2 separate regions of the Homo sapiens genome follow, and region 1 is linked to region 2. A link is a loop called in an ENCODE intact Hi-C map of the cell type or tissue named here. Cell type or tissue: HepG2. All regions are shown on one strand. Links, peaks and the distances in the headings refer to the core of each region. The heading gives the core; the rest is flanking DNA.

Region 1 (5,287 bases), core at 683-4,682, 250 kb after region 2:
CCTCCTCTCTGTAAAGTGGGTGCAATAATCCCTGCTCAACTCACCCCACAGTGTTGCCATAATGATCAGATGAGGTTGTGCCCATGAAAATGCTCAGCGAACTTTAGAATCTACAAAATGAAATGTTTCTGATTATCATTCTTGTTGTTATTATCATCTAAGGAAACTAACTCTGCTGCCTTATTGAAATCAGCAGTTTCATCTCCCTTCGAGATCCCCTTGCTCAGCAACCATCACGGCTCCCCTTTGCCTACAGGACAAAGGCCACATTCTGTGGTCTAGATGTTCATCTGGCCTAAGCCTACTTTCCAGTTTTATCTCCCTTGCCTTTTAGTCTCACTGGTCCTTTTGGAGTTCCCCCAGCACATTTTTTGTCTTTCTGCCTCCATGCCTTTGTCCATGCTGTTCCCCCTCCTGGAACGCCCTCCCCCATTGCCACCTATGGAATTTAACTCCATCTTTCAAGACCAAACTGTGGCACCAGCTCTTCCATGAAGCCTCTCTCTCAGCTCAGCCAGAAGTGCTCTCTCCTTCTCTGTAAGGGACGTGGTTTTCATCAAATGCCATGACACTTTCTGGCACAGAGTTAGTGCTCACAAAATGAAAGTTGCAATGACCACGCCCTGCACTCTAAACACTGACTCATTTCATCCTTACTACAACCCCATGGTTGTGTACTATTAGCATCCCCATTTTCCAGATAGAAAAAATCAAGGTGTAGAAAGGCTAAATACCTTGCCCAAAAGAGCATCAGACCAGGGCTTGAACCTGATCAGCTGACTTTGGAACTCGTATGTGCCTCTAATCATGAGGAACTGCACCATGTCTATTTATTCAGTTTTGCTGTCCCCTGCCCAGCCCAGGGCCTGGCTTGGAGCAGGTGCTCAGTAAATATTTGCTGGCTTCAGCACTCATTCCTCAAGCCTCCTGTGCACAGTCATCTCACTGTCCTGGGAGTCTCTTAAAGGCAAGGCCCAGTGGCTGGCTCAGAGGGGTCCCAGGAAACGTGGCCAAATGGCTCCACTCACCTGCATATCCATACATGTCCTCATGCATCAGAGTGCCAGACTAAGGCTGGAAGAGATAGGGCTGCAACCCTTGGGCCAGCAGCACGAGGCTGTCTGGTAGCACACTTGGTGACCAAGTTGGCTGCTGGACAGGGTCAGAGATTAACCCACCCTCTGTGGTCATGACAGGGTGTCAGGAGAGCCCTGAGCAGGGTGGGGAGGGAAGCAGGAATAACTCTCAAAGTCTGAGTGCAAGGAGCTCTAGGAAGCACCTAACCCAATTATTCACTCCCATTTAACAGATAAGGAAGGTGAGGCACTGGAGTTGGAATGACTTGCTGGAAGATGAAGAGCACAGAAAAGGCTTGCAAAGGTGCCAGCATTTCTGGGCCTTTCCTCCTCACCCTGTAGGTGGGCACGGGCCCCCTCCTCCCCCTTGGAGAGCTTGATAGTCACCCCCATGTAGCCCAGGAACCAAGAGGCCTGAGCTCTTTGGTGATCTCAGCCCCAGAGAAAAGGGTGCCCTCAGACAGCTTTGCTAGGCTGCTGTGCCCAGCCAGCAGCAGCCCCTTCAAAGAGAACAGGGAGAGAGGTTGGGAGAAGGCCAGCCACTAATTGTGGAAAATAAATCAGAGACATCTAAACCACACAGTTGAAGAAGGGCCAGTTGCACACAGACATGTTTCCTTTTGTGTTCTTGCTCACCAAGTTTAATTGTTAATTGAAAGCTGGGAGTTATATAAGTTATGGGGATACCAAAGAAGGAGTTGGAACAAGCTGTTGAAAATTACCCACTTGCTGAGTGGTTTGTGAGGCAAGGAGGGGTCTCAAAAAAGCGGGCAGCTGACCCCAAGAGGGCAACCAGAACAAAACCATCCGCTAAGAACTCTCTCCATCTGCAGCCGCATGATTCCTGGAGCTTAAGAGCAACGAATGTGTGTTCAAGCTGCTGATTTCCCACAAGTGCACATGGAAATTCAAAAGTAATGCCATGATATTGATTATCAGTTTAATAATCAGACAAAATCTCCCACATATCTGACCCTGCGCCACTTGTAAGCAGGGCTGTGTCTCCCTCTCTGAGGGGGATCCCTGGGGACAGGGCTGTGTCTCCCCTTAGACTGGGGCTCCCTGAGGACGGGGCTGTGTCTCCCTCAGACTAGGACTCCCTGAGGCAGGGGCGTGGTTTCTCTATGAAATCAACCTCACCTCACCAACCTGGGTTGAGGAACCAGAGACCTGCAGCCACCTGTCACCATTGGAAAATGTCAGGACACACCCTCATGTCAGAGTGGGAAGGGTTAAGACAGAGCTTGGAAACTGCAGTTCTCAGGAACACCTTTCTCATCAGCCAGCCCTTCCTGTCCTGACTGCTGCCAGGACTTAGATTGGCCTCTGATGGGTTCCAGCTCACAGCTAGGCCTCCTGCATTCTGACCCTCAGGCAGTGGTGTCCTGTAATGACCCACCACGGGTATTCCCAGCCGCCTGAGCCAGGGAGGGCTGGCATTAGGATGGAGTGGGATGCAGGGAGGGAATGGGCAGCACTGCCATGGGGAGGAAGCAGAGTACAAGGGAGGGGACGCTGGGGCCTGAGGCCCTGGGACCTGGGGTAGGAGGAGACGGTGAGGCCTGGGGTAGGAGGGGATGCTGGGACTTGGGGTAGGAGGAGACAGTGGGGCCTGGGGTAGGAGGGGACACTGGGGCCTGGGGTGGGAGGGGACGGTGGGGGCTGGGGTGCCAGAGACTCCCTCTGGCCACCTGGCCCTGTAGCCTGGAAGCCCAGGGTGGGGTGACATGGGCTGCCCTTCCCACATGGGCTAGTTTCTTTTGCTGCCACCAGACCCAGGGAGAGGCCTCCTTATAGCCTCCAGCCTGGGCAGCAGTCCGTGGCTCTCCCGAACCCCTCCTCAGCCATGAGTCATTCCCAGCAGTCTGCATGAGCCAAGGCAGCAAACCCCATCCCACAGCCTGCAGAGAGCCTGGGACAAACTGCATGACTGGCCAGATGCAGGTGCCCAGCACAGGAGCATCCAGCCTGGTCTGGATGGGAAGACTGAATCTTGGATCTTCAGAAATCCCGGCTTTGGTTTCCCAAACACTGTCTCTTCCCCACCCCCACCTCCCAGCTCCCTCCTTGCCCGGCTCACTGAGATTGTGGTGCATTTCTCATTTTTACCTTGTCTCTCACCCAGACCTCCTCTAAGCATCCTTGGGCCCTTCGGGACTCAGCTCAAATATCTTCCACCCTGGAAAGTCCCCTGTTCACCTTTTCGCACCCTTGGCTGCATAGGCCCACACCTCTTCCTTGTTAGACAGGGAGCTGCAAAGAGCAGCCGGGACTCTATTTCATCCTTTTCTGTCCCCTAACAGTCAGAGCAGCGCCTGGCCCATAGGATGCGCTCGTGATAGCGTTTCCAAAGACGGATCCAGCCAGGAGTTAGATAAAACCACTCAGACCCTAATAACCAATATTTGCTGGTCCCAGCTGCTGACAAAGTCCCAACTATTCCTGGACAGGTCAAGGAGGCTCTCTGCCTAGTACAATGACCTGCTACAATGACCTGGTATCACACTCCCCAAGGACCACACGCAAATGGCACCACTGATGTGCCTGAGCCTTCAGGGTGCCTCAAAGCTGTATAGTGGTGTGTGGTAAAAAGCAGAGAAGGCTTCTTACTCCCCTTCTGTTCCTCTCTGAGAACATCCAAAACAGAGCTGCTGTGCCCGGCATCTTTTAGAAGGTTAGAAGACAGTGTGTGGTCAGTGTGGGGACTGATTTCAACATCATTCCACCCCCTGCTGTGTGCCTTACTGGCCTGCAGAGACAGGAAGAGCCAAAAAACTACATTTCCCAGTCTCCTCCCCTGCTGTTGGGATTGGGATATAATTCAGGTTTAGCCAATCAGATGCACGTGCATGAAATTTGGAAGGCTGTGCTTCTGCAGCGCCAGCTGCTTTCTGGGAATAAGAAGGGGTGTGTGTTGTTGTTGTTGTTGTTGTTGTTGTTGTTGTTGTTTTGCTGCAGTACGGGCAGAGGGGGTCAAGAGGAGAGACACAGTGTGTCTGGCTCCTAGCATGGACCCCAGCAGGTGCAGTGTGGAGCTGGCAGCAGTGGCAGCCTCCTGATCACACTGCAGTGTGGTTCTGGGGCTGGTGACCTCATGATTGCCAAAGAGGCAGCAGCTCCCTTGGTGGCCCAGTTCTGCAGTGTGACTTTGAGAGCTGTTCCTGAAAGCTCCACCTTAAGCCTATGTCTTCGACCCTGCCAATAGTTGTGTAGCCATTTCATACTCTGTGATAAGTCCCTTTCACTTAAACCAGTCAGAGCAGATTCTGTTCTCTGCAACAGAATCCTGATGGACACACAATGCTTTATATCCTAGTCCTATACAGAGCCACACAGCTCTTGGTAGCAGACTGAGACTGGGCCCAGGGTCCAAGCTCCTTGAATAAGGCCTGACTGTGCATGTGTGCACGTACCAGGGAGGCAGGGGGCTCATCCGGCCCCATCCTCCCCTGGCCCCACAGCGGGCACTCACAGAATTCCTGAGGAGAAGACAGGGAGAACCCAATGCCTGTGGAAGTTTAAACAGCAGTGTGTGGGCTGAGCAAGCATGCCAGGGCTACCTGGCTAGGCATGCTAGGGGCTTGGAGCAGAGTTCAAGTGCCAGGGAATGGAGCCGATCTGTAGGTTTGGACAGAGGAAGTGGAGGCTGGGATGGTGGGCTTCCTGTGGCCTGCTCTCTTTCAGACCCAGATATGAGTCCACCAGGGAGCTGGGCCAGAGCAAATCCAGTCACAATCATCAGCCTGGCTTAAAACGGCCCTTGTCCTACGACTGTCCACCTGACTCTCTCTTCCCTTTGAATAAGTTCTTTTCTGGGAGTTTCTTTAGATCTTATGCATGTCTGAATTCCATCCAAGGAAGGTAAATAGATTCTCATTTCATCTCTCAACTCTGATCAGTTAGTAGTGACGACCTGGACCAGTATATGAGAAAAAGTGTGAGGCTACTTCTGGACTCGGAAGGGGAAAGTGCTAGGATTGGCTAGTGATGCCTGCCGTGGGTGCAGAAGCGGATATTGACAATGTGCATGCTGTGTGATCGCTTACATATTTGAGGGAGAAATGAACAAAGGTGCTTCCTGCTTAAGGCAGACTGGGATTCATCTAGCCATACACTCCCCAGACAGCTTCTGGCCCTAATGCCACCCCAAAGGTTCCTGATACCACTCACCAATTTCCCCAACTCAGCATTTGTTCACTGGCGCATTTTAT
Region 2 (5,287 bases), core at 543-4,542:
TGAATGAATAAATGAACATTAGTCACCTCACCCTGTCAGGGTCCCCAAGAGCAGGGACAAATTCTCTCTGATTAGCCCGTGTGCTCCCTGATGGTGAGGGTATGACCTTGGGCCTTCTCCCTTGGGGAGAAAGGGATCTACGGATCCCTTTAGATGAACCATCTAAAATGCCGAGCCTTTTTGGGGATGGTTCATTCTCTTGGTGTGGCAACAGCCAGTGCAGAAACCCACAAGGAAAAATGGAAACAACTTTTCCTTTCCTTCTCGTAATGAGGTGCAGGCAGGGCACAGGGCCCTAAGCCCTGGGCACAGAGTCTCAGGCCTACAATTAATCCCTTCCCAGGATGTGGCCCCAGGCTCGGCTCCTGGCTGCATCCCCAGCATTGCTCTGTGCCCCACTCCCCAAGTCCTAGTGCTTACCCCCCATTCTGGGGACTGGGGAAGGGTACATTTTGCTGGCAAAGATTATGGGAGCCCAGGGAATGCCTTCTTGTTGAGGCCAGCGGGGCTCATCCCCTTTCCTTGTGACTGTGGTGACCCCAGCCACACCCTTGACACTGCCTAAGTCTCTGGCAGCCATAGTAAAAACCCAAATGGTGGTGCTGGTGGTGGGTGGAGGGCACGCAGTGGGGAAAGGGGGCAGAAGAGACATGGGGGTGAGGGGAAGGGCTCAGCTCGATGCTGGTAAAACCCTCCTCCAGGCCCCATGACTTCGGAGAAACTGCCTCTCTCCCACCCCGGCCCCCAGATGCCAGTGGTGTGCCGGCCGTTGGCGTTTGCTTCACAGGAAGTGTCCCTGGAGTCTTGCTTATCTTGAATGGGTGGCTGCTGGGAGGGGGCAAAGGAAGCCATTTCTTCCCTCGCCCACCATTACATGTCCACTCCAAAGGCTATCTCTTGCATCCCAGACCATCCTCTCTCCCTCTCTGAAGGTGGGAAGGAGGTATCCATGATCTGAGGACTACCTTCTAGGGGATGGGGGGTCCCAGAGCCCCTCATCTCTGTCTCACCCTCACCCTGGGTCAATACCAGGTACCTGGACATGAAGCTCTTCCTCAGTTTCTCCTGCTGTCTGTTAGTCCTGCATGGGCCTCAGGCCTCTCTGGTCAGCTGGCCTTCTGGGTCTGAGGAGGGAAGATCCTAGAAGTAAGTTGTCAGATGCAGCAAATAAAAACACGAGGTGCCCCATTAAATTTTCATTGTTTGTGTGAAATTCAAATTTAACTGGGCATCCCGTACTTTGTCTGGCAACCCTGCCTGGATGGAGTGGCTGGACCTCCCTCTTGCGAGTTCTCAGTTGCTTTGCTGCTCCCCTTCCTCCTCCCCAGCCTTCTCACTGCTTTGCTGCTGAGGTATCCAGTGTAGACATTGTGTGTGGGCCCTCGTTCTGGATTTGTCCTCACTTTCTGCCTGCAGCAGAGATCTGAAACAAATTAGGAGCTCTCTGAGGGCACAGGCAGTGTCTCCCCCATCAGACTGGGAGCCTCCTTTGGATTGAGTCCATGTGACCTTGTAGCCAGGCCACTCCCCTTTCTCCTTTTCATCGTGCTCTGGAGGACCTGGCGCTGACCCTCAAGGCTGACCTTTTCCACAGGCTTAGCATAGCCTTCACTGCTGCTACCTGCAGAAGCTCTGAGAGAGCCTCAGTAAACATCCGTCTCCTCCTCCCTGATGACCTGCCGGTGGGAATTCTCTTCCCCAGTCCTCATTCTGCAGGCAGCTATCTCCGAGTCCCTCAGGCTCTGGAAACTTCCAGTGGAAACAATTCTCTGGGAGCCAAGACCCCAGAGCTCTGGCTGGGGCTCTGTCACCAACCAGCCCTGTGACCTCAGGCAGCTCTTGGTTGTTCTCTGGGCCTCAGTGTCCCTACCTGTACAATGGCACTATATCTAGCTTGCTGACCTTGGGGTAGGGTTTCCAAAATGCACATTGTGATCTATGTGGGTCATGAAGTCGATTTAACAGCATGCAACCAGCATGATTCTTTTTCTTAAATAGGAAGAGAATAGGGCAGAAAATATTTAGTCTTGCATAGAGTAAGGGTAAGTATTGTTTCTTGAAACTTGTGTGGAGTGTGTGTGTGTGTGTGTGTGTACATGCGTTCTGGGTCATGAGGTAGGATATATTTTTCAGGGGGGTTGTGGTAAAACAAAAAAGTAAGGAAGTCAGTACTGGAAGCTGTGACAGAAGGGTGACGGTGGCAACTGGAGACCCGGACGTGGTCTCTGCTACTTCTCCACGTCACGGAGATGACAGGCCCACTTACAACCTCCTGTCTGGGGTTCTTCCTTGCTCTCTTGAGTAGTCTTCCTGCCCTGCCTCTGCTGAGCTCATGCCCCTCTCTACCCAGAGCCCAGGGCCCTCCCAGCTGAGAGCTCTCAGGAGCTAGTCTGGTTCCCTGGGCCACTCCAATAAGAGAAGAAGATTCTGGGATCCACAGCCTGGTGGTGTCCAGTCTGCCCAGCTGCCTCCGGCCTGGTTCTGCCTCACGGTAATAATACTGGATTGGGAAACTGAAGCTTGGGCCAAGTGGAGGAACATGGCTCCCTCCTAGCTTTCCCAATGCCCCGTACCCTGGGAGGGATACTCCTTAACCCCTTCCTGGGGCGGGGGAGGTGTTCTGGGGTCCAGGTGGGTGAAAAACGACAAATAGAGTGTGAGTGGCTGATGACCCTCAGCTTTGTGGCTCCTGCCAAATCTCTGATTTCTGGATCACACTGCCCTGTCTTTCCTCTAAGGAACCATATCTAGGTGTGAACCACATTAACCAGGAGAATTTGAGGATAAAACAGGTGGAATATGGGAGACACCTGGTGGTGATGGCTATTTAGATGGTTTCATCAGTACATGGGCCCCTCTCTGTGGGTGCTGTCATCCTGGGTCCAATTCACAGAGAAGAAACCAGGCTGAGAAGAACTGGCCTAGAGTTGGGTCATACTCAGTCAAGAGAGGAAGATTTGGGAAAAAAGGTGGGACTGAAAGCTCTTGACCTGTGGGAGAGTCAGGAAGAGAACAGCCCCATCCTCAGGGAGCCCCACTCTGAGGGAGACACAGCCCCGTCCTACGGGAGCCCCAGTCTGAGCGAGGTTTAGCCCCATCCTCAGGGAGCCCCAGTCTGAGGGGAGACGCAGCCCCGTCCTACGGGAGCCCCAGTCTGAGCGAGGTGCAGCCCCATCCTCAGGGAGCCCCAGTCTGAGGGGAGACGCAGTCCCGTCCTCAGGGAACCGCAGTCTGAGGGAGATGCAGCCCCGTCCTCAGGAAGCCCCAGTCTGAGGGAGACGCAGCCCTGTCCTCAGGAAGCCCCATTCTGAGGGAGATGCAGCCCCATCCTCAGGGAGCCCCAGTCTGAGGGGAGGCACAGCCCTGACTCAGGGAGCCCCAGTTTGAGGGGAGACACAGCAGTGTCTTTAGGGAGCCCAGTCTGAGGGGAGACACAGCAGTGTCTTTAGGGAGGTCCCTTTAGGAGTTCAACCCCTTGGTCCTTCTTCTGAGGTAGTGGGTTTTGTGGGGCACTGGAGGCCCAGAGTTGGCTGTTTGAGGAAGAGTCTTTCAGGGCATTGCCATTCTTTGTCATTCTTTACTGTAGCCAGAGGTGTGGTGTGATCTGAAGGGTCCCGGGCAGGTGTCCTCCTTCCCCTCCACTGTGCCCACCATCACCCTCCTAGTTCTTTCCCTTCAATCATTCACCGTAGTCTGTAATCACCATGCCCCACCTTAAATTAAGGTCTAGAAAGGATCTTGGAGACGTGTGAGTCCCAGATCAGAGGAGGGAACTGAGGCCCCAAAAGAGAAGGGGAGGAATCTTGTGTGAGGTCACCCAGGGAGTTAATAGCAGGGCCTAAATCTCAGAGCAGTGCTTTGGGCTTATGGAGAGACTCTGGGAGATGTGGGGCCACCCAGCACACATGTGAGCAGAGAGGCGCTGTGAAGGAGTGTGTGTGTGTGTGCGTGTGTGTGTGTGTGCAGGGGTGAGTGGGGTTAGGCGTCTGGGTCCCCTGTGAGCAGATGGGAGTTCATATGGGTGTCTGCTGCAAGGCGTCTGGCTATTTTCCTATGTCACAGTGTGGGGTGGAGCAGGGAGGGACAGGCCTGTAGCAGGGACATCAGACTGGTCTTATGAGTCCTGGCCCAGCCCTCTTGAGACCAAGGGCAGAGGGCGATGAGTCACAGATGACTCAGGTGCTGGAGGCCACAGCCACGCATGGCACGTGACAGCCAAGGAGGGCCAGGTCTATTTCTGGACCGGATAGACAGGTGACCCAGGAGGCTGACACTGAAATCTCTCTTCCTAGAGGATAGGAGGGATTCTATTCACAGACTCAGAGCCTGGGCCCCTGGGATGGGGCTGAAAAGACGGCCTGTGGGCTTACCTGTCCCTTGGAGCTTTGCTCCACTGGCTGGTTGAGCTGTTACTTCAGTGGGGCAGGGCTGTCCTGAGCCATCCCCATTCTCCTGAAGATGTGCGGTTAGGGTCACTCTCCACTGGGGATGAGTTCTCCCTGGCCCTTTGGATGCCAGCATCTAGCAGCAAAGCACCCCTGCCCTGCCTTGGTAATGCAGTGTCTGACCACAGACAGCCCCTCTTCTTTGTCTGAGGCAAGGGAGCCAAATCCTTGACCTGCCACTTGACCCCAAGGCCTAGGCCAGAAGATGAGGTAGTCTGGGGTGCAGACAGTGCCTTGGGTTCAAATCTCACCCTGAGACCTGGAGTTACATTGTTTCCTCTTGGGGCCTCAGTTCCATCCTCTGTACCCCGTGGGGGTTGTGCTTGAAGGCTCAGGGGTCCCCTCTAGCTGGCTCCTCATCAGGCCTTGAAGGCTGGGCTGACGGCGAGGCCTTGAAGCTGCCTCCTCTCTCTTGCCTATGTTTGAGGTGGGGGACTGGGGAGGGTTGGCTGAGGATAGAAAGTCCTGGCCTGGTAGGGGCATGCCTCAGGGTCCCCGGTCACCTGAAACACAGTGATGATTACAGGGTGAGCCTCTGGGACCAGACACTGTAATCTGCTGCCCTCCTTCCTGCCAAGGGCCTACTGCAGCATTTCCTTCTGCTTTTCACAACTGTTTTCTAAGAACCCCAGGAAGGCAGAGGCCTCATCTCTGAGGGGTGCGGCAGAAGACTAAAGAAGAGGGGAGGGAGAAAATGGAGATGGTGAGAGAGGAAGGGAGAGAGGATGAAAGGATGAGGGAAAGGAGATGCGTGAGGTGTGGTAGACATCAGAAGGCTTTTCCCTGGTTGACAGTTTGAGGAAGAGGAGGGGAAAGAAGAGTGGGTGGGGTCATTCTCTGCC

What was found. Peaks named below come from ENCODE experiments on the same cell type or tissue, not always from the same donor. Only the 100,000 strongest peaks of a DNase experiment are listed, where the experiment ranks them.
Region 1: it touches region 2 in a loop (37-fold over the local background); 3 of 110 quality-filtered maps call a loop at or near these places.

What each region holds. Positions count from the first base shown.
Region 1 is chr6:44,048,774-44,054,060 of GRCh38, forward strand. All of the region lies in intron 1 of SCIRT (stem cell inhibitory RNA transcript), which reads right to left. Among named protein-coding and RNA genes, the nearest start is that of SCIRT, 23 kb to the right of the region's middle. RefSeq lists enhancers at 365-514, 2,848-3,442. In HepG2, for the core only: no CTCF peak of the experiment used is centred there; no DNase peak of the experiment used is centred there; H3K27me3 peaks cover 2,783 bases.
Region 2 is chr6:43,794,860-43,800,146 of GRCh38, forward strand. LOC105375070 (a long non-coding RNA gene) reads left to right here and starts at 2,300. Exons shown (of 3, transcript XR_007059588.1): 1 at 2,300-2,491. RefSeq lists enhancers at 4,205-4,344, 4,403-4,987, 5,105-5,154. In HepG2, for the core only: a CTCF peak has its summit at 2,821 (motif pointing left); DNase peaks (open chromatin) are centred at 2,825 and 4,162.